2 separate regions of the Mus musculus genome follow, and region 2 is linked to region 1. The links are chromatin loops, found by intact Hi-C in ENCODE. Cell type or tissue: heart. All regions are shown on one strand. Each heading gives the region's core, and the rest is flanking DNA. Links, peaks and the distances in the headings are about the cores only. Region 1 overlaps Rora (RAR-related orphan receptor alpha). Region 2 holds the start of Gm31262 (a long non-coding RNA gene).

Region 1 (10,612 bases), core at 913-8,912:
GCTCCTAACTGCTGAGCCATCTTTCAAACACAACTGTGACACACAGACAAAATGGACGCAATGAAATTCTGTGGAATCAGATAAGCAAATATTTCTCTAAAGAAATAAACAGATGAAGCCTGCCATTCTCTTTATGAATGAGATATGTTTTTGTGGGGTTGTTTGTTTGTTTGTTTGTTTGTTGGTGTTTTTGAGACAGGGTTTCTCTGTATAGCCCTGGCTGTCCTGGAACTCACTTTGTAAACCAGGCTGGCCTCAAACTCAGAAATCTGCCTGCCTCTGCCTCCCGAGTGCTGGGATTAAAGGCGTGCACCACCACGCCCGGCTGTGTTTGTTTGTTTGTTTGTTTGTTTGTTTTATCAGATAGAATCTAGAAGACTAGAGTGGAGGGAAAACACCTCGCATTTTAAATGAGAGGTCCCTCCCACTGCGTTAGCATATTCATGACCAAAATGGCACCCTGAGTCTGAGAAGCAGCCTTTCATACACAGCAGGAACCATGACCTCTTTCAGTATTGTCAAAGAAAGAAGATTTTATGGAGACTATCCGGTGAGTCCCTCATCCAGACATAACTTAAACATAAGAGTTACTGAGAATAGTCAGCTCCCAAAAACACTACCAGAACTCTAGACTAGAAGTTCATGGAAGCCAAAACACACACACTATATGTGCCTTCCCACACTCCCTGGAATCTAATGCATGATAGGGGCCCAGGAAATGCAACACAGTAAGTCAATAGCTAATAAGCAGAAGTGGACATGTTAAACCAAATCAATGGCAGTGGAGAGAATCTGCTTTCCCTTTGTAGACCATTTGAAGTTATAAAAGATGGCTGGGACGATGCTCAGTGGGTAAAGCGAGTGCCCCACAAGCACGAGGCCCTGAGTTCAAGCCCTGGAGCCCATGTTCGAAGGCTACGTGTGGCTGGTACATGCTTGGAATACAAGCCCTGAGGAAATAGAGACAGGATGGTCTCTGGAACTCATGAGTGAGCTCCAGGTTCAGTGAGTGACCCTGTCTCAAAGGACAAGGTGGAAAACTCCTGGGGATGACATCTGCAGCTGGCCTCCAGCCTCCACACATGCACATGAGCAGGCACACACATGCACGCCACCATGCTCACACATATACATAAGAAAAACCCGAACAACATCAGAAAAGAACAGCAGAAGGCTTTGAGGCCCTCTACTCCAATGCTCTCATTTCAAAAGGGAGGGCACTGGAGTTTAGGGATCTCCCAAGCTCCCTAAGGTCATGAAGCAAACCTGGGGGATGGGGGAGCTGGGACTTTACCTGAGTCCTCTGACAGTTTTCACTTCCCCATGGCTGACTTGCTAGGAGATTCAAGCATGACACTGCCAATACAGCACAGAACTCTAGGCACCTATTCCTCTAGATGGTTCCAAGAAGTACAGGGGCTGAGGACTGGGGGTGTGGGGGTTCTGGGTTGTTCCCATCCCCATTGATAATTACCCGTGCTTTCATTTTATTTCATTTATTAATCTTGAATTGTTTGGTGAAGAGCGTCCTCAAGTCAAGGAGCTGGGCAAACTCCTGCCCTCCCCCTCTCTCCGTTCTTTGTTCTTTTCTTTGAGCTGGGTCCATTGGAGGAGCATTGTATGGTCCCCTGCTGGGTCTACAAGGCCCCTTTTCGGTTCAATTAATGAGCCATAAATAACCCAATGAAGGTGTCAACAAAGAGGGTAATTTATCATCCCTTGTCAGGAAGGTGAGCCTTGCGGAGGCAAACGCTCATTCACAGTCTGGCACAACATGTTAAGATTTATTCCTGTCCAGGTCCCTCCTTCTCTGGGCCCCCCTCTCCCAAACCAAAATTTATCTTCCGCAGGAATCCTCACAGGTGCCCTGTGCTGACAAATAGGCTATGAAGTCTGGTATTCATCACTGGTTGGGCTTTGTGGGGAGGAAGGCAGCAGGAAATAAATTTATTTTAGAGGGAATGTACTTATGATTCAAACATGCTCAAGGGGAGTGGTGAGGCTATTTCCATCCTCCTGATCCTGGAGAAGGAGAGAGGAAGCTAGCGCAAGAAAGCCCCGTTTCTTTTTTATTGAGTGTGTCTTGGAGGAACCAGGAGGGTTTCGCTGAGTGTACTCTTGGCTGCCAGCAAAGATGCTCATCATATTTATCTGAAAGTCTGGGTTGGAAAATCTTGCATGGGAGTAGAGAGAGCCAGAAACCTCTCAGAAGATGCTCAGTGGCTATGCCAGGTTGTCCAGGGTCACTTCCTAACTTCTACCATCCTTAAGAGGGCTGCATCCTGAAATGGATATGTGTAACAGCCGTCTGGAAGTGCTTGCTAAGACCCTAGTCCCTGGGCATCCCTACTCTTTACTCCCACCCCTACAAGGCTCTCACAAGCTCTCCAGTATTCTATTGCATCTCCAGTACTCCATGTGGATTTTCCACAAAAAAAGCAATACGTAGTGCCTCTAGCCACTAGCCACAATGGCTCTTGAGCACTTGACATGTGGCTAGTATTAGAGAGGAACTGTATCTGGGGAGATGGCTCATCAAAAAAGCCATGCAAGCACGAGGACCTGAGTTAGGATTCCCTGGAGCCTACACAGAAACTGGGCATGCTGGCAAAACTTGTTATACCAGCGCTTGAAGTTGGGGTGGAGACATGAATATTCCTGAAGCTCACTGGCAGGCCAACTGGCCAGCTGATAAACTCCGAATTCACTGGGAGAGCATGTGTCAAAAAGTAAAATGGAAAATGACAGAGGAAGATGGTGACCTTGACCTCTCTCCTCATGCACATGCACACTCTTAAAAATAAAAAAAAAAAGAGAAGCAACCTGATTTTAAAATATCATTTAATTTCAATAACTCAGATCAATCTAGTGTGAAGCTGGTGGTCACTCCTGTGGACAGCGCAGTTTTCGTCTGTCGCTCCGTGTTATTGGCTTGTGAGGAGCCTGGACAAAATCAAATCCTCAGCACTCCTGGTGGCTCTTGAGATTACCTGTCTTCTCCCGTCTACTTCTCTTTTCTTAGCTAGTAAATGCCACATGACCCTGGGTTATACCCTTGTCAGTCAGGTCAACACAGGAGGATGACAGAGGATTACCCCCACACACACCTCCTTTCCCAATGTCCACAAGTAGACACAGGATCCAACTCTCAAGCATCTACCAGTCAGGAGTGTGGGGGAATGTGTGGGAATAAGATGTAGTCTGTAGTCACAGCCCCTTGCTACATGTTCCTTTCCTTCCCAATACATGGAAGGAAGGAAATGATCTACCACCAGGTAGTCAGAGAGTGACCCACTACCAGGACGAGACAGTATGGGAAGGATATCACGTAGGGAATTGAGGGGCCAGGTGAACCCTAGATAACCCAGCTTCTGTGACTACTTCTAGACATAAGCTCATCCTGCCCCTTGGTGGAAGAAATGAGACAGCCTCACGGTGCACTGAGCTTCATTCATAGAGAATGTAAGATACTTGAGGTCCTTCAAGAGCCAAAGCCACTCTGCCCTTATTTCCCTGTTATGTTGACAGAGGATCCAAGTCTACAGTTGCATGAGGTGACTGTCATCACTTACTCCCAACTTGTTGAGAACATGTGTTCCCTGAGGAGAGATGGCCACCTGTTCATTTCTGAGTCTAGGCCCTACTCTAGTGGCTGACATTGGGAGATTCAAATAGACATGGAATAGCCTCACATGAGTTTAGGTGTGGTCCCCAAAGTTTTGCTTAAGGCTTAAGTCAGTTGAAAGAGTAGCTCTTAAGACCAGAGTTTGCTCTTTTACGGCATAAAGCATTCCTGCCTCATCTTCACAAGGATGTGAGAGGGACTCACCCCTTACAAATGCACATATTTTTAAATTTTTAAAATCACACTTAATTAGTTTGCTCCATGTGCTTGCTTGTGTGGGTGCCGTGTGTATAGGCATGCATACATACATACATGTGCTCCTGTCCTTGTGTGCAAGTCAGGATGACTTGCCAGACTCACTTCTTCCCACATGCGACAGTGTATCTGACTCCAGCAGCAAAAGGTTCCAAGTCAATGAGTGGGCCGAGGAGGACCCAAGCGCATAGTGACCCCATGGGTAACCATGACATGCCAACCGTCCAGAAGCCTAGAGGCCCTGATCCAGACAGAAAGGGGCATCATTCGGGCCTCCATCTGAGCCCTGTCACTTGTCATCTGAGCCTGACTCTCCCTGATGAAACTCTTCCCCTTGCTCCTCTTAAGGCTTCCCAGCAGCCCTCCTCCAGGGAGAGCAGGGAGAAGGTAGAGTTCCAGCCACCCAAGCTACGGCTGCCTCTCTCTCAGACTCCGTGGACCCTTCAAGTCTTCAGCTTTTGCCTCCTCTCTGCACCAAGTGGTCTTGATTTGCCTCCAGAAATAGGTGCTGGTACCAAAATCCATGCACCTGATGCCAAGACTGAAGGCTTCAGAGAGACTTCACAGTGCCAAAAGCAACTCTCCCTACCGTTGAGGGCTCTACAGGAAAATGTAAGTCTCCAGCCCCTGAGAAGACGCCAGAACCAAACAGAAGATGCGACTCAGTCTGAGGAGATTCTCTGCTTCCTCTCTAAACTCTTCCGCCTTACGATAGAGATAGCTCAGGCCTTGCACAGTTGGCTGAGCACACGAGCTAAATATTCATTTCTTTCTAATGAGCTCAGTGCCAGGGAGTCCTGCGAGGCTACTGTGCTGACTTGGTGCTTTGGCTGTGTGTCCGAACCAATGTTACAATAAAGGGTTCCTATACATAAACAAACAAACAAACAAATAACAAATCATGGGACAGCATCTACATGGCCAGTGTTCACCCTAAAAATGTCAGTGTTTCCCCAAGTGGGAAGATGTTCTGATGTTTCTCAAGATTACTGTTTGAGAGAGTGAAAACTAGCTGAGGTGAAACTGCTCAACAAAAGCAATTTTTAAAAAAGGCATGAAAGATGGAAGTGACGTTAGCAGACTTGAGCCAAATTCTGTTCCCATAAGGACACTGCGGTAAGCAGCAGGTTGGGGAAGACACTTTTTGTAGACCCTCTCTCAGTGGAGAGCAGGACTTGGTCACTCTGAGACTTTTCTAGAGAAACCTTCCATCCCATCAGATTTACTCAGTGACGGGAACCTAAGACCTGAGACGGAGTAACAGACACGTCTTATTGCTTCTGTGCCATCACCCAGTGCTGAGTTTCTCTATGAAGAGCAAGAACACAATTTCCATGCTGCAGTTTGACACACACAACTTGAGTTTGCCTGGAGCTACAACATGGTGAACTGCGCGGCTCCCTTCAGATCTTGCAATCTCCCAGCCACTGGATGGGGTGGGTAACTGTTGGGAAACCATGCAGGAAAAGACAGCTTTTGCAAATGACTCAGTAGGTGGTTTGGACTCTTGTGAGTCAGAACCAAACCCATAGCTCAAGCCCATGCCAAGACTCCCTGGAATGGTTACATGTTCCTAGCCTGGCTGGCATGTAATGCTGAGGACCTCTGGTGTTTGCCTGATGGGAGACAAATGTCTCCTGATAAGTCTCGAGGACTGTGGACCAGAACTGCAGCAAAATTCAGTTAGTGGTCAGTCTTGCTTTCCCCAAATCTCCAGAGAGTTGTTTGTCTGTTTTGAAATAGAGTTTCATGTAGCCTAGGCTAGCCTTCCAATACCCTCAAGGTTGCCCTTGAACTCTTGATTCTACTTCTACCGGCCAAATTCTAGGAATAGATCTTTATACCCAGTGTATTTGGTATTATTGTGTTTCATGAAAGCAAGACAAACACTCTACCAATTGATCTACATTCCAAGCCCCACTGGAGAGTTTTGAAGCTTTCTCTATCATGCAACCTTTCAATGTAACATCGTCCTCCTTACCCATTGGCTTCTCCCCACCTCCCACAGTCATGAACTTGTAGACACTAACTTCCTCGATCTTCCTTTGTTTCTGCTGCTTCCTGGGAGCTAGGTCTCTGAGCAAGACTCCCACCAAGGATAGCTAATGACAGCAATTACAGTTTCAACCCTCTTCCTAGTCTTCATCAGACTTTCTTCTGGCCTCCACATAAATGTTGTCCAAACCCCTTGCCTTGGAGAAAGCATACTAACCTATTCTCAAAGAGCTGATTTTCTCCATTTCTCTGTTTATGGTCTAGGCTCTGGATGATTTAGATGGATCACTCGTTCCTCCCTCTGAGCACTCTCTATTTCCTCTATCTCTCATACTTTCTCAATCCCCCTTTACTTAAGACCCCTTTTCTATGCATGTATCCTAAGATTCTGCTGCCCCACCTTCCAGGCCTGGAACACTAACTAGCCTCCCCCTTCCTCATGAGACATCCACACTTATGTCTTAACCTCTAACTCCACATCTAGTTGGTATTCTCCTATTGACATAGAACACTCTATCTATCCTGAACAGTAGGTATTTGTAGGAGCCATGACCCTTGCCATTCTGGAATGTTCCTTAGGGAAGGGCTGAAGGTTTGTAGACACGGGGAGATATGTTCTTCTTATTTTCCACCATTCTGGAGCATACAAATTTGTATGACCGAACAAATGGGCAAAGTCGGAAAATCTAGACGGATGTTCTCAAATTCTCTCCAGCTGTGGCGTTCCATCGCAGAGGTGGCTGCACACCAGTAATAAAAGCCAGGCCAGCAACAAGCTTCTCAGAGGCGCTGGTGTGATACATTCTGTTGGCCATGGGCTGTCTTTGGGTGTGTGTAGGCAGACTCACACAAACCAGATGTGCATCTGCTTAGAAAGGACCCAGAGAGGCTGGTCTCCCCTCGTTTCTCAACGTGATGAGAGGTGCCCTGGGGCCTTGCAGCTCACAGTTGTTCTGGAAAAAAACCCACTTAGCATAGCCCCAGCTCTGAATCCTTAGCATATGGATGACAGGGGTGTGTTGTGGTGCCCTGTTGGCAGTAAGCCAGGAGGAGAGCTGAGGTTTGGCTTGCCTGTGCTCAGGAAGCAGGCTGGGCCTGCACTAACAAGGTCCCTGCCAGTTAACAAGGCTGTTGCCTGCCTTACGAAGGAGCTACTGTCCAGAGCCTGCCTCCTGCTGGACTAGTAGATGTTAAATACAGTATAGGTCATGAAGCAGACATTGTCCAAGTTTTTTCTTTCCCAGTGCCATCAAGAGACTAGGCAGCTCTTTTCAAACTTAGCAAGGAGAATCTCTGAGGCTTTATTCAAACACAAATTGCTGGCCCAAACTCTGAAATATTTGACTTGAAACCCTTGGGCAAGGATAAAGAATTTATATTTCACACTCAGATGATGGTGATATGACCGCTCAAAGAATTTCACTCTGTGAACCATGATATCAGGAAGCATCACCCTTGTCTATAGATTTGGCCCCATTAAAATGAATCCCTCACACTGGGGAGATGGGCCAGTCAGTCAAGGGCTTGCCTTAAAATCATGAGAATTAGCCTGACAGTGGTGGCGCATGCCTTTAATCCCAGCATTATGGATGCAGTGACAAGTAGATCTCTGAGTTTGAGGCCAGTCTGGTCTACAGAGTGAGTTCTAGGACAGCCAAGGCTACACAGAGAAATCCTGTCTTGAAAAACCAAAACAAACAACAACAACAACAACACCCCATCCCCAAACACACACAGCAAAATCAATGAGAACTGGAGTTTGGTCATCGGAACCCACATTTAAAAGCCAGGCAAGTGCTTAGATAGAGTGCTTGTAATCTTAGCACTGGTGAGGCCAAAAGTAGGATCCCTTGGGCCTGCTGGTTAGCAAGTGTAGCCTTGTAGACCAAGTCCAGGCTAGTGAGTGTCTCAAAAGTAAGGTTTGCCTAGAGAGTGACACCCAAGGATGACCTCTGGTTCCCAGACTAATTTGAACACACGCACACGCACACGCACACACACACACACTATAAAAATTGAGTTCCCTACTTTACCACAGAAACTATCTTTCTTTCTATACTGTTGGCTCCACTGTCCATTTCTCACCTAGAACAACAACAACAAAAAAAAAATCAGCCCTTCAATTGCACAGCCAAGCTTGACTTGACTAAGCCTTAACTACGTGCCAGGCACTGTTCTAAATCCTTAACACATTATTAGCTCATTTAATCCACATAATTCTATGCAATAGGTACCACGATTATCCCCATTTTAGAAATAATAAATCCCACAGGGGGCCCTTAGGAAATACTTTCTGAATGAATGAAGGCAGGCAGGCAGGCTCGGGAAGCATTTATACCATGTGCTACGGAAGCTTGTTACCATGCCAAGGGAAGCCATCAGAAAGTGAAGAACTGGCTTGTCAACCAGTTGTTTGTTCCTGTACGACACCAAATAACCCATGTGCCTGCCATTGGCTGCCTACTCTGGCTCTGTGTAGACATCTCCTCACTGGGAGGGAAGCCAGAGTTAATCTCTCACAAAGGGTGGTTTAATAATAACCAGACACTGGAGGCGAACAGAAAGGAACACAGTGATCCCACGCAACCCCAGGAAAATGGACTATTCGGGCTCACAGTGTGTGCACTGCCAACTGGGGAGGGCCCCTGGGGCTGCCTGAGGTTTCTTAATTTTTATTCTAAAAATAGCCTAAGCAGGTGTCCCTCCTGGTTATCCCCGAATGCACCACTGCAAGCATCCACAGATGCCTATCACTCTAAAACAACACTAACGCTCCCATTGGAATGGAAACCAGGTCATCTCTGAAAGACTATAAATGGACAGCCCCTCTCTCTCTATTACTTATTAATGTTTCCCGCCTTTTGCTCAACCAGCCTTGAGGCCCAAACAGAGAAACACACCCTACATAAAGTTACCAGTACAGATAAATAAAACATCAGACTCAAACTGGTAGCTTTATCCTCCCCTGCTGGAGCAGGGTAGGCTGCACTGCTAGACACTACACACACAGCGATCCTCAAAGTGCAGCCCTTGGAGAACTAAGGGATGCACTCTTCCCAGAAGTTACTCATCTTTGCCTCTGTGGACGATTGCTCTTGTCTGCTATGGATGGCGTGAGGTGATCACAGAGTGATTCGCAACCCGAGTCCCTTGGAGTTGGACAAAGCAAGGTTGGCATTGCTGATGAAGAGCCTCCCCATACAATATGCATGCTCTGTGGCTACTCAGCCTCGAGAGTCACCGAGGAAATACCAGCCGCAAGGAAATGTGTGCGAGAGAAGAATCAGAGTCGCTCTGTAAAGTTCCATAGAGATGTAATTATGCAGGATCCAAGCCTATCTGATGTGGCGACCCTGGCATCCATCACTCCAGGGAGCCCTCTGGGTCAAGGGGAGAGCCATGCCCAAAGCAGTATTATTCTCTCTACCTCCTCTAGCTGCTTACAAACAGTTCTTGCTTCACTGGAACAAAGTCTTGGAACAAGGTCTCAGTGTAGCCCAGCCTGGTGTGAGGCAACTTGAGGGGCTATTCTGATGGAGAGACTTGGTGTCACTCTTGGCACCAGGGTATGTCTCTTCATAACTCACCAGGATGGAGAAACAGAGAGAACCACACATCTATCAGGTCTTCTGCCTTAATGAAAACCTGGTACTCTCTTCTTCACACAGTGGCTATAGAGGGGAGAAACCTAGCCTGGCATTTTCTCGGTAATGGTCTCAATCAGTGTAGAAGAGCATTGCAGTGCGGAAGACAGCATTCCAACTGCTGTGGATGGAAGAATTGGTGCTCAGAGGTGTGAGTATTTAAAGGCGTGGGCCCCAGCGGGGGCACTGTTTGGGGAGGTGGGATATAGCTTTGCTGGAGGAAGCCCGTCTTTAGAGATGGACTTTGAGAGTTCCTATCCTCCCCCTACTTCCAGTTCAATTTCTTGGATTCGCATTTGCACTTGAAGATGTGATCTCTCAGCTTCCTTCTGCAGTTGCCAATGCCATGGACCCCCTCTTTTAGTATGCAAAACCCAGATAAACTCTTTTATCTTTACACTGCTTTTGGTCGTGGCATTTTTGTCAAAGTGATGGAAAATTAATCAATACAACTATCCACTCCAATCAGCCCCCAGCAGATACTACGTAGAGTGCCCCACCAGACTGGCTGTACTTCAGCAAGGGGCACTGCTTGGGTATTTGTCTTAAACTTCATCATTTTCTTGTGCAAAGAATTAAATGCCTCCAAAAAAACATAAAATAAAGAATGAATGCCTCTTAGGTTGTTCAAGACAAAAGCTAGCCAATAATGGCGAAATATGCAAGACAGGCATTTTGGTGGGGCAGGAGACAGTGCTAAAAACTCCAGATGCCAAGAACCACGTCTGAAGCCAGCCAAATCAAGTCACGCCCGTGCATAGAAAGTACTTCCACCATGAGCTTTGGTTATTGCGGGGGAGTTGTTTTGGGAAAAAACCCTGTAAATATTTACTAATTATGGGCCAGGAGCCCTACAGAATGGTCAGTGTGGACTGTCAAGTTCATCCTAATAACTTTATGAAGAATATTCCATTAGGGCAGACCCACAAAAACAGAGGCAAATAGCTGCCAAGTGGCAAAACTGGAATGTGAACTCAGGAATACCCAGAATGCCTCTCCTCTACCATCTGGCCTTCTGTTGAGCCTACTGCAGTCAAGATAGCCAGTGCAGGAATTTGATTTTTTTTCTTTCCCCTAGAAATCAGCACAGCGC
Region 2 (10,612 bases), core at 829-8,828, 120 kb after region 1:
CAAATTCTGTGAGAGACCCCATCCCAAAACACAAGGTGGAAATCTATTGAGAAAAATACCTCACTTTGACTTCTGCCCTTCACAAATGCATGCCAAGGGGTCACACTCTTATATCCATGTAGATCCATGTCTACACACACACACACACACACACACACACACACACCTTCATCTGAATTTTCCAAGCAACTGTTTTCCACAAAACCTACAGGCAGAAAAATCACAATGCCCCTGAACTTTGATCATATACCCACATTCCTCTCCTGTATTTTTAGAACCACCTCAGCAAAAGCACAAACTGTCACTGCCGATGTCCATACGTAACAAAAGCAGCCAGCATGGTCTGAGAAATGTTTTCAGAGGAAACTAGTTTTAAATAATTAACCACAGCGCCTAGCCTCCACTCCTCACAGGCTGATTAATGTCTCCTGACAGGTGAGATTCCTTCACAGGAGGCTGCAGTTCCTGTTTGTTCAAGGTAACTGCTGCTATTGAAGTAGATTTTCATTAAACACACCACCTTGGAAACCCCTGCTCCTTGGAAGAAACAAACCCACCACATGGAGCCGTTAGTTTTCAGTTCATTTAAATGAAAAAAAAAAAAAGTTAGGTTTAAAATAAAACTAATGGAGAAAATAAGAAGCTAGAAAATGAACGCATTAAGAATGGACACCAGTGCTAGGCTGGAACCGTCAAGTAGCTTATGTGTCAGGTGTGTGTGTGTGGGGGGGGGGTGTATGTGTGTGTTGGGTGTGTGTATAGGTATGGGTACGGGTATATGGGTGTTTGTGTGTGTATGGGTATGTGTATGGGTGTGTGTATGGGTGTTTGGGTATGTGTGTATGAGTGTGTATATATGGGTAAGTGTGTGTGTGTGTAACAAGACAGGATCTCTGGAAATCACTCCTCATGAAGCCTCCACTTTTACTTTTAGACAGGGTCTCTCATTAGCCTGGAACTCACCAGGCAAACTATCTAATTAGTGAATCGCAGAAATCTACCTGTCTACACCTCCTCTTGGATTACAGGTGTGCATCACCATGTCTGGCTTTCAGGTAGATTTTTAAGGACTGAACTCGGGTTATTGTGCTTGCATAGGAAGCAGCTTGCCAGCTGAGATATCTGCCTAGCTCTGTATTCACATTCTTTAAACTATTTTTGCCTGATTTTATTTTCTATGGGGATGTGTGTGTGAATATATATATTTTTTTTCTCCTGTGTGTATGCCTGTAAAAGGGATGGGCTCTCCTGTGTGCAGGTGGAGGTCGGAGGTCAATGTCAACTGTCACCCTCAATTCTTTCCACCTCACTTTTTGAGCCAGGTTATCCCACTGAACCTAGAACTTGTTGCTTCAGCTAGGATGGCTTAACATGAGCTCTAGGTATCTACCAATTGCACAGGGGTGATTTGAGTAAAAATGGTCCCCATGGCCCATAGGGAATGCCACTATTAGGAGGTGTGGTCTTGTTGGAAGAAGAGGGGGCAGGTTTGAGATCTCAGATATTCAAGCTATGCCCAGTGAAACATTCTCTTCCTGCTGCCTGAGAGATGTAGAACTCTACAGTTCCTTCTCCACCACCTTGTCTGCCTGCACGCCACCATGCTTCCTGCCATGGGCTAAATCTCTGAAACTTGAAGCCAGCCCCGATTAAATGCTTTCCTTTATAAGAATTGTGCTGGTCATGGTGTCTCTTCACAGCCATGAAACCCTAAGACGCTCAACCTGCCAGATATTGGGCTTTCAGATGTGCCTTCTTGTAGGGCTTTTTTACATGGGTGGGCGCTGGGGTTCTAAACTTAAGTCCTCACAATTCACAGCAGACACTTTACCAATGAATCATTCCCCCAGCCAGGAAAATTCTAGTAACACAGGAAGAAACAGAGATGTGGAGAGGATAAATAACATGTTCAAAGGGAAACTTCAACAGCAACGACAACAAAACCCCCTGAGCAGAAATATCGAAATTCCTATCTGAAATGCTCTGGACCCCGGCTTCCCTCCACTGTCAGCATCTCAAGTTGAAGGAAGTAAAGTCAGCAATGACTGACCATGCCTGACCCGCAAGGAAACAAAACCCAGGACTCTCCAGAGGCATGGAACTCACCAGACTTTGGGTAAACATGTGTTTTTCAAGCATCAGCTCCACCACGATATAATGAAACTGGCTTTCCTCAAAGCCAAAGACACCAGATGGACCATCTTTCAATCTGGTGTATTTCTCATCTAAATACAGTTCCAGGAATCAAAACAAACAGAAACACAAAAGCCTGTATATATGTGTGTGTGTGTGTGCGCGCGTTTCTGTTATTGTGTCTGTGTGTGCATATATATATATATATATATATATATATATATATATATATATGATCAATCTCTAGCCTAGAATAAGCAGCAAAGAATGGAAGAGATACCAAAGCCTGCCTCCAAAGAAGATAATTAAAACAAGACAGATGTCCATCCCTTCTGCAAAGAGTCACTACTGCTGAGTGGAGATGTGACACCCAGATTGGACTGTGGAAGGAGCTTCTTTCTGACAGTGCTTAGCCCACACAGCCTTTGCATTTGTGGTCCCTCTTGGCTCCTGATAGCTTTGAAGGTGTGCACCTTTAATGATCTATGTTTGACAAGATTTGAAATTAACCTTTGAGTGTGTCTCTCACCGTCACTGTGAGACAACAGAGCAGCGATGATGTGACATTTTGGGTGGCTGAGCTCATCGAAGAAGCCTGGCTTCAGTGTTCTCCCGCAAACACCCAAGGGTATCTCAGCCTGCCAGATCTCCTCAGACACGATGGGCAGGGGAAGAAAAAGCAGGGAGCCTCAACAAACTCAAGATGGCCTGCACAAAATGAAGGTATTCCAGCACTCTTCATACTCAGTCTTGCACACGCCATTATGCAGGCAACAAAGAGGAAACGTGAGCTAAAAAGCAGGAAAGGGGGCTCATCATTTCTGATGCCCCACCCCAATGTGATCTTCCTGCCAGCAGTTCTCATAGGAATCACATCGGAGATTTTCTGTAGGGAAGGCAAGTGCCTTGAACATCTCTTTAGATGCCATGGAGCGTCTTTATGCTGAAAAAATAAGGGAAATTCAGAGTCCATAGGTAATGAAAAGTATGATAACAATGCAAAGCAATGCAGGGTGCTTACTCTACCATTTTATTCTCATATCCCATGCCCCTCCCCTCAGGAAGTATATGATGGATACCTTTGAAGACCAGGGTGTGTGTGTGTGTATGTGTGTGTGTGTGTGTGTGTGTGTGTGTGTGTGTCTTTTTGTATCCTACTTTATTTATTAGAAAACTTAGGGGTGCAGGAACCCAATAAAAACATCAGCTTTCTGAGTCTCACCCAGGTTTACTGAAGAGTAGTAATCAAGAGAGAGAGAGGGAGGACTCTGGAGCTCTAAAATGAGCCTGTTTCTTCAAAAAATCCATCCTTCTAAGCATAAATAAGTACAATTCCTGCAACAGAACACTACGGGTAATGAAGCTTGATGAGAGGCATCAGGTTTAAAGGATTTGAGCATCAAACCTGGACATGATGTGATACCTCCAGCGGAGCATCCTCACACTTGGGAGAGGGGAATGGGAGGATTATGAGTTCAAGGTCATCGTCAGATATCCACATAGATATCAGAGGACAGCTTGAAGGTGTCAGCTCTCCTCTTCCACTACATACTACACGGGACCCAGGCATTCAACTCAAGTTGTCAGGCTTGACAACAGCATCTGAACTGACCATTTTACTGGTCTTTTTCATGATAAGCCACCACCATGGCCTGATAATGCATAGTTATTATCACAGTGTCTTTCTTCTAATATATGTTAGTGATTTGACTCCCTTCTAATGAACAGAACGCTAAAGCTCTGGGAAAAATGGGGTCTCCAGAGAAAGAGAAAACATGAAAATGCCCATTGGTTAACATAAGGGGGCTGCTTCTATCAGGGTAGTAGGAGGGGAAGGGGGGGAAAGGGTAAGGAGAAAGGGGACAGAGGGGGAGGAGGAGGGAGTGAAGGAGGGAATGAGAAGAAGGGGAGGAAAAGGGAGTGGACGAGGGAGAGTGTTCTCTTATTTCAATAGACCCCCTGCACAACCAAGACTCCTGCCTCCAGAATAAACACCCTTAAGAAGCAGACCAGCTGGGCCATCTGCAGCACACACTCCCTACAAGATCTTCCCTGAGCAGCTTTCAGTGAGGCTCACCCAGCCAAGATCTGATTATTGAATTGTGATCCTCCATTTTCTTTCCCCTGCCTACCAAAGAGCCCTTCAGCTGCACTTATTTAGTACAAAACCATTATCTAAGCAACTAAATATGTTTCTAGAAGAAAATGGGTTCAGAGGCATCATCCTCTTGTCAGACAAGCTCTCCTTTGGATTATGAGGCACGCCACCATGATCGCTAGCTACATGAACTTTTCCTCCTACCGGGAAATCTAAGCTTCCAGTGTTCTGCTACTTATGTGCTATAGTAGAAGAGACTTCGCCATGATTGTCTTTACCTACTCTGTCCCCTGACAAGGGGATCCTCCTGAACACCAGAATAAGACATACAGTATCCAAGAGATCAAAGATAAATAAATGAAACTCAAAGCCACTGTTTGGACAGCCAACAGCTCTACTCCAGAAAAGAGATAGATACTTTGGACAATCAAATAACTCCCCCCAAATGGATCAAAACATGACAGTATTTTATTTAAAAAATAAGTAATTCTTCAGGATAAGTGCCTCTGAAGTCTAGGTTGACAGAGGCGTGGAGGTATCTCTGTTGTTTTACATCCCTTGTTCCCTAGTCCAAGAGGCAGTCCTGGGTCTCAGGAAATACTTGGTGAGTGAAACAGCAAGCTGAGCCTTCAGAGGAAGTGACAGATTCACCAGGCATTCCTGGCAACTGGCATGGTGCCATGCAAGAGTGAGCACCTGATAACACCCCCAGCACCCTGGCACCCAGGCTCCCATTTCACATGTTCCTCTTGGCTCACCTCTCTTCCCCTCTTCATTTGGTTCCAGCTTAAGTCAGTACACCACAGGAGCTTGCTTCTCCCTGGCCTGGTCCCCAGTGGTTGCCATGACAACACCCCTCAGATTAGGCCCTTGGATGCAGGCCTTCTCTAGCACACCTCCAGAAAGGAGGGAATATGGGTGACCCTGAGGCCCACAGCATGGGAGATGGAGAAGATCCCAGCCACCCTTGGGGACACCTTTCCTGTCAATTTCTTGGGGATGCTGTGGACTCCCCACCAGGTTTTCTGTTTCCTCATGCCAAGGAGCACATGGGGAAAGTAGCTTGGGATGCTTCAGTAGCCAGACCACCAACGTTCTTTTTATTGATGGAAGCTAGAATCCAGCCTCCAAGCCAATGAAAATGTCATGCCTGGATCTGAAAGCAGGCATCCTGAAGGACTTGGGGAGGAAGGACTGTGTTCCTTCCCCGTGGAACCTGGCTGGCATCATAGAGTGGGTGGGCAGTGCTTACCTGCAGGTGAAACTCATGTCTGCCATGTGCTGGCATGAAGCAGGAATGACTTGAGTGGGCAGCAGATTGAGAGGACACGAGTGCTTTTGGTTTTCCCTTCTTCCTAGAGTCTAATTCCAAAGCATGAAGTATTCTTAGACACTGGCCCTAAAACATTTTATGGTCGACTCTTCCCTTGGTAAATTAAAAGGAATTCAGGCTAATATAGTCTCGTTCCAATTGCAAGAGATAAGAGGAAACAAAGTAGTGTGTTGGTTGCTGAGCACAGAGCTGCAAAGGGGTGGGGTACTATGCATCTTTTCTTATCACCTGGTATACAGTAGGTACTGGATAAATGTTACTGTTTTAGTCAGGGTTTCTATTCCTGCACAAACATCATGACCATGAAGCAAGTTGGGGAGGAAAGGGTTTATTCAGCTTACACTTCCATACTGCTGTTCATCACCAAAGAAGTCAGGACTGGAACTCAAGCAGGTCAGGAAGCAGGAGCTGATGCAGAGGCCATGGAGGGATGTTCTTTACTGGCTTGCCTCCCCTGGTTTGCTCAGCCTGCTCTCTTATAGAACCAAGACTACCAGCCCAGAGATGGCACCACCCACAACGGGACCTCCCAACTTGATCACTAATTGAGAAAATGCCTTACAGCTGGATCTCATGGAGGCATTTCCTCAACTGAAGCTCCTTTCTCTGTGATAACTCCAGCTGTGTCAAGTTGATACAAAACTAGCCAGTACAGTTACCAAGCTAAAAAGAAACAATATTGATTAAGCCAGTGGCTGACCCAAGGGCCAATGGTGTGGGGGATGGGAGGGGGAGGGGGTACAAGGGAGCCATGGCATGTGTATGGATCTAAGAGGACAATCTTGGGCATCCACCTTAATTGAGACAGGATCTTTCACTGTATATCACACTGTATGCCAGGCTAGCTGACTGGACAGCATCTAAGAATTCTGCTGTCCCTGCCTCTCATGTTGTCTTAGGTGTGCTGCAACTCTTCATACATACTACCATCTGTGATTTTACGTGGATTCAAAGGATCTGAATTCCTCTGGTCCTCAGGCTTGCATGGAAAGTGCTATGTCCTCAGAGGCTTCTCTACTATTCTACTGTCAATGTTGTCAAGCATTCTTTCATCTGAAGACAAGCCAGCAACCAAAGCTTATGACCAAGCCCAGGGTTTTGTACACTAGGTCTAGCTGAGCCCATAGGACTAAGAAATCCCAGAGGAGGACCCTTAAGGATGTGTTCAAAGATACAGGCTACGAAGCCATCAAGGGAGAACAAGGGAGAGTGTATAGCTCAGGAAGAAGAGTCAGATTAGATAACTTTTTGGAGAGTTTGTGCCCACTACTTCTGGGGTGACCAGCTTCAGGAAGTCCCAGCAACACTCGGCTGCTTTGTGCTTATTCATGTATGTATTCAGTGTGCAGGGCATGCTAGGTACAGTGACTGATGGTAGAGGCGCTCTCTCCTCTCCCAGATGCACAGAGACACAGCATCCATGAACTGTATCCACGTGGGAAGTCACCTCCATCCTGACGTGGGAGTGCTTATGGACCCTTAACACTCCTCACTAAGGAGCAGATGATGAACGACATGCTGGGAGAGACATCCCACTGGACGTGAGCACCTTCTCTAATCTGTTACGCTTACTTGGATATGATAAAATTTACAACTTGGATGTATCACCTGAGATTAAGAACCAGAGCCCTAAAAAAATAAAAAAATGATGACCAAGTTTAATAGCTGAGGACACAGTTTATTTAGTAAAGTCTTGGAAACATAAGCCTGAAGACCCGTGCTCCATTCTCAGCACCTGTGTAAAACACCAGATGTGTGCCTGTGACCTCAGTCCTGGGGGTACAGTCAGGGATTTCTAGAGCTTCCTGATCAGCCATCCCAGCGTAACTGGTGAGCTTCAGGCCAAGGAGAAGCCCTGTCTTAAAGGAGGTGGGGATATTCCTGAGGTGATACCCGAGGCTGTCTTCTGGCATGAGCGCGCGCGAGCGCACGCGCACACACACACACACACACACACACACACAAACGCATGTATGTGCAATTTTAAAATGATGGTGATATAATATATTAGGAATCATTAGGAAATCAAAACAGACAAGCAAACAAAAAATCCACCTACTTTTCCCTGGTGCCTATCAATCTGGTGACTAAGAGGTGAAGCCCCACATAAAACAGACTCTTCTTCAATGGGAGTTAGCTAAATTTCCATGAAGCAAACCTACACAAAGCTGTTGGACCCATTTACAGGGACACTTTGACCTGTTGAGAACATGCTAGAAGATTAAAGGGTAACCCAAAGCACAAAGTTAGTCTGAACTTGCTGAAAGTGTTATCTCCAACTACCTAAGTGGAGAGTGGCTCATGGTTATCTGACCTTGTAGCTATACAAAAGGGTTCTGCACATCAGCATGAGCAATCTTGCAATGAAGGATGTAATGGCATCCTGAAAAGATCTGGGAGGGATATTGGGTCTCCTGTTCACTTGTTGTCTATCTTTGGAAACATCTTTCAGGGTTTCTAGACCCTCCACCTTTTCCATATTCAAATGGAGAGATGAAGGGGGCCATGGGGACCCATGGGTTACTACAACGTACAAAGGGTTGAGGGAACTGGCCCTGCACAGAGTGTGCACCCAGTCAAGAGTCACCACTGCTCTCAGAACTGGATGTAAATACTAAATGATAGCATTTCAATTTGATTTTTTTTAAACAAGTTCTCACACAGCCCAGGCCGGTTTTCAACTCCCTTGGTAGCTGAGAATGATACGGAATACAGGTGTGTTCACCTCCCAAGTGCTGGGGCTACACTGTAGGAGCAGCAGAACCCAGGGCTTCTTGAATGCACTTGGAAATCACTCCACCACCTGGGCTACAGCCTCAGTTCCCAGCTTTTCAACCTGACAAACCCAGAGCTGGCTTCCTGGGAAAATGAACCGGTATCATGGCATAAAATGTGAGCACGCCCAACTGCACAATTGTAAATTCTGCGAAATCCAAATCCTAGTCTCATATACCTCTTTGTGTTCTGTGCTGTCTGCCACCTGCAAGGCCTCTCTTTGACTTCAGAAGGAAGCACAAACATATGTCCCAGCTGACATTTCAGCTCCTTCCAGTCACGACACCCTGGAGTCACCGCCAAGGGCAGCAATGGTGGCAAAGTCAACATAGCACATTTTATTTTATTTTTTATTAGATATTTTCTTTATATACATTTCAAATGCTATCCCAAAAGTTCCCTATACCCTTCCCCCACCCTGCTCCCCTACCCACCCACTCCCGCTTCTTGGTCCTGGCATTCCCCTGTACTGGGGTGTATAAAGTTTGCAATACCAAGGGGCCTCTCTTCCCAATGATGGCTGACTAGGCCATCTTCTGAACATAGCACATTTTAGAAACGATAGAGGACAGGGAGACAGGCCGTGTTTACCACATTATGTAATCAGCCCTGAGCCTCTTGGGAGGGAGTGTCAGTGGGTACCAAACACAATCTCATCTCATTTTGAAGGGGGAAGATTCCAACTCCTATACATCACCGTGAAGAATAGTTACAATTCATTTAGTCAGTCTCCACTCAAGCCTTTGGTGTGTACCTCCTCAGGGCCAAATATTTTAGCAGTTCTTTATTTTTTGCAGTGCCCCAAAATGCAAAGATATCTTTAAGAGGCCCATTCTCATTATCCTTACAGGAGCTCGGGAGGCCACATTTCAAAGCTGGGCTGTAAGTAAGTCGGGTTCACCGTGAACACACTTGGAGGGCTTATTAAATACGTAGGACAAGCCCCTTCATATTGATTCTGTGAGTCTCTCTGAAGGACAAAGACATGCTGTTTTGACAACCTCTCCAATTTTCTCTTAACATCAGTAGGCCCAAGTGTAAAAAAAAATTTTTTTGATAATCAACACAGAGAGTATGCAGGTGGCTGAGAGACCCCCATGCCAGGAATTGAGATACTTCTGCTTCCCCCCAGCTTCAGGCAGCAAAAGCAGCACTGGCCACGATTCCCAATTCCTCTAATGGCCTGGAATAGAATTCTACAATGTCTAAGGTAGGAGACAGCCAAGCAGGAAGTGACCTTCTTCAAGGACCTCCATGCCAGCCCATCTCACCGACTCCAACGCCACCGCACCGCTCGCCTGAGTTGCTCAGTCTTCCCCAGCTCCTCCCCTAACAGAATCTAGCACAAATCACTCAGTGTTCCCAGTACACCAAAGACAACACGCGTGACAAGAGTTTAAATAAAAACAGATGTTAGGTCTCAGTATAGTTTACAAAGTACCCGTAATGTTGTAACTCAAAAGTTGACTCAATTGACATGCCAGACAAGATGTGCCCACTGGTGCAAGATTGGCATGGCTATTATGGGAGTAACCAATTTCTTTCTGATTGGATTGGAAACCTGCTGCCCATGAGGGGGGTCTATGCCTGATCGTGTGAGTATTGTTAAAAGCCTATAGCTGGCTAGGGCATGAGCCCTAGGCCTAGGCTATATGAGACACCATCTCAACAACATATACATGTATAAATGCTGCGTGGGTTTAGACCTGTCCTCACTGCTAATTTTGGGAGCCATATTTGAGGTAGCATTGTGGGAAGAGGTGGCACTGCTCTGATGTCCGTGTCTACGGCTAAAGATGAACGCTCTGTATCTCCAGTTCCGAGTATCGTTGACGACTGATCTTTGCATCAGTCTAAACTTTTAAACTCCTTTTAACTTTAACCTGTATTGTTTGATTCAAAGAGCTCTAGTCACACTGCATAATTATCCTCATGACATGAAATGGTGATGATACTGGCAATGGTGACAGTTGGCATCGTCATCCATGAAGTATTGTTATACGTTCTCAGAAATGTGGTGTCTCGTGTTGGCATCTCACTTCTTGTTTGCTGGAGCCACTGTCAGATTCTCAGGTAACAAAATCAAGAACTACGATGACTAGCGAATGTCTACAGTCAGACAAACTCAGAGGAGCTGGCACGTGGACAATGATGTTTTTATTCAGTTCACTGTGGCACTTCCCTCAGAACCTATGAGGAGCTACTGCTGCCCTAATTGGGGGACAAACCTAGCTCATTCCATGGCTCTCTATAATCTTATAGATGCTCAACCC

The links. Hi-C counts contacts between places; a loop is a spot of excess contacts. Peaks named below come from ENCODE experiments on the same cell type or tissue, not always from the same donor. Only the 100,000 strongest peaks of a DNase experiment are listed, where the experiment ranks them.
Region 2: it touches region 1 in a loop (2.1-fold over the local background); 3 of 42 quality-filtered maps call a loop at or near these places.

What each region holds. Positions count from the first base shown.
Region 1 is chr9:68,939,019-68,949,630 of GRCm38, reverse strand. The region is part of intron 1 of Rora (RAR-related orphan receptor alpha); the gene reads right to left. Among named protein-coding and RNA genes, the nearest start is that of Gm31262, 120 kb to the right of the region's middle. In heart, for the core only: CTCF peaks have their summits at 5,478, 7,049 (motif pointing left) and 8,810; DNase peaks (open chromatin) are centred at 5,420 and 8,400.
Region 2 is chr9:68,815,076-68,825,687 of GRCm38, reverse strand. All of the region lies in intron 1 of Rora (RAR-related orphan receptor alpha), which reads right to left. It overlaps Gm31262 (a long non-coding RNA gene), which reads right to left and starts at 2,320. Exons shown (of 2, transcript XR_379583.4): 1 at 1-2,320. In heart, for the core only: no CTCF peak of the experiment used is centred there; a DNase peak (open chromatin) is centred at 5,017.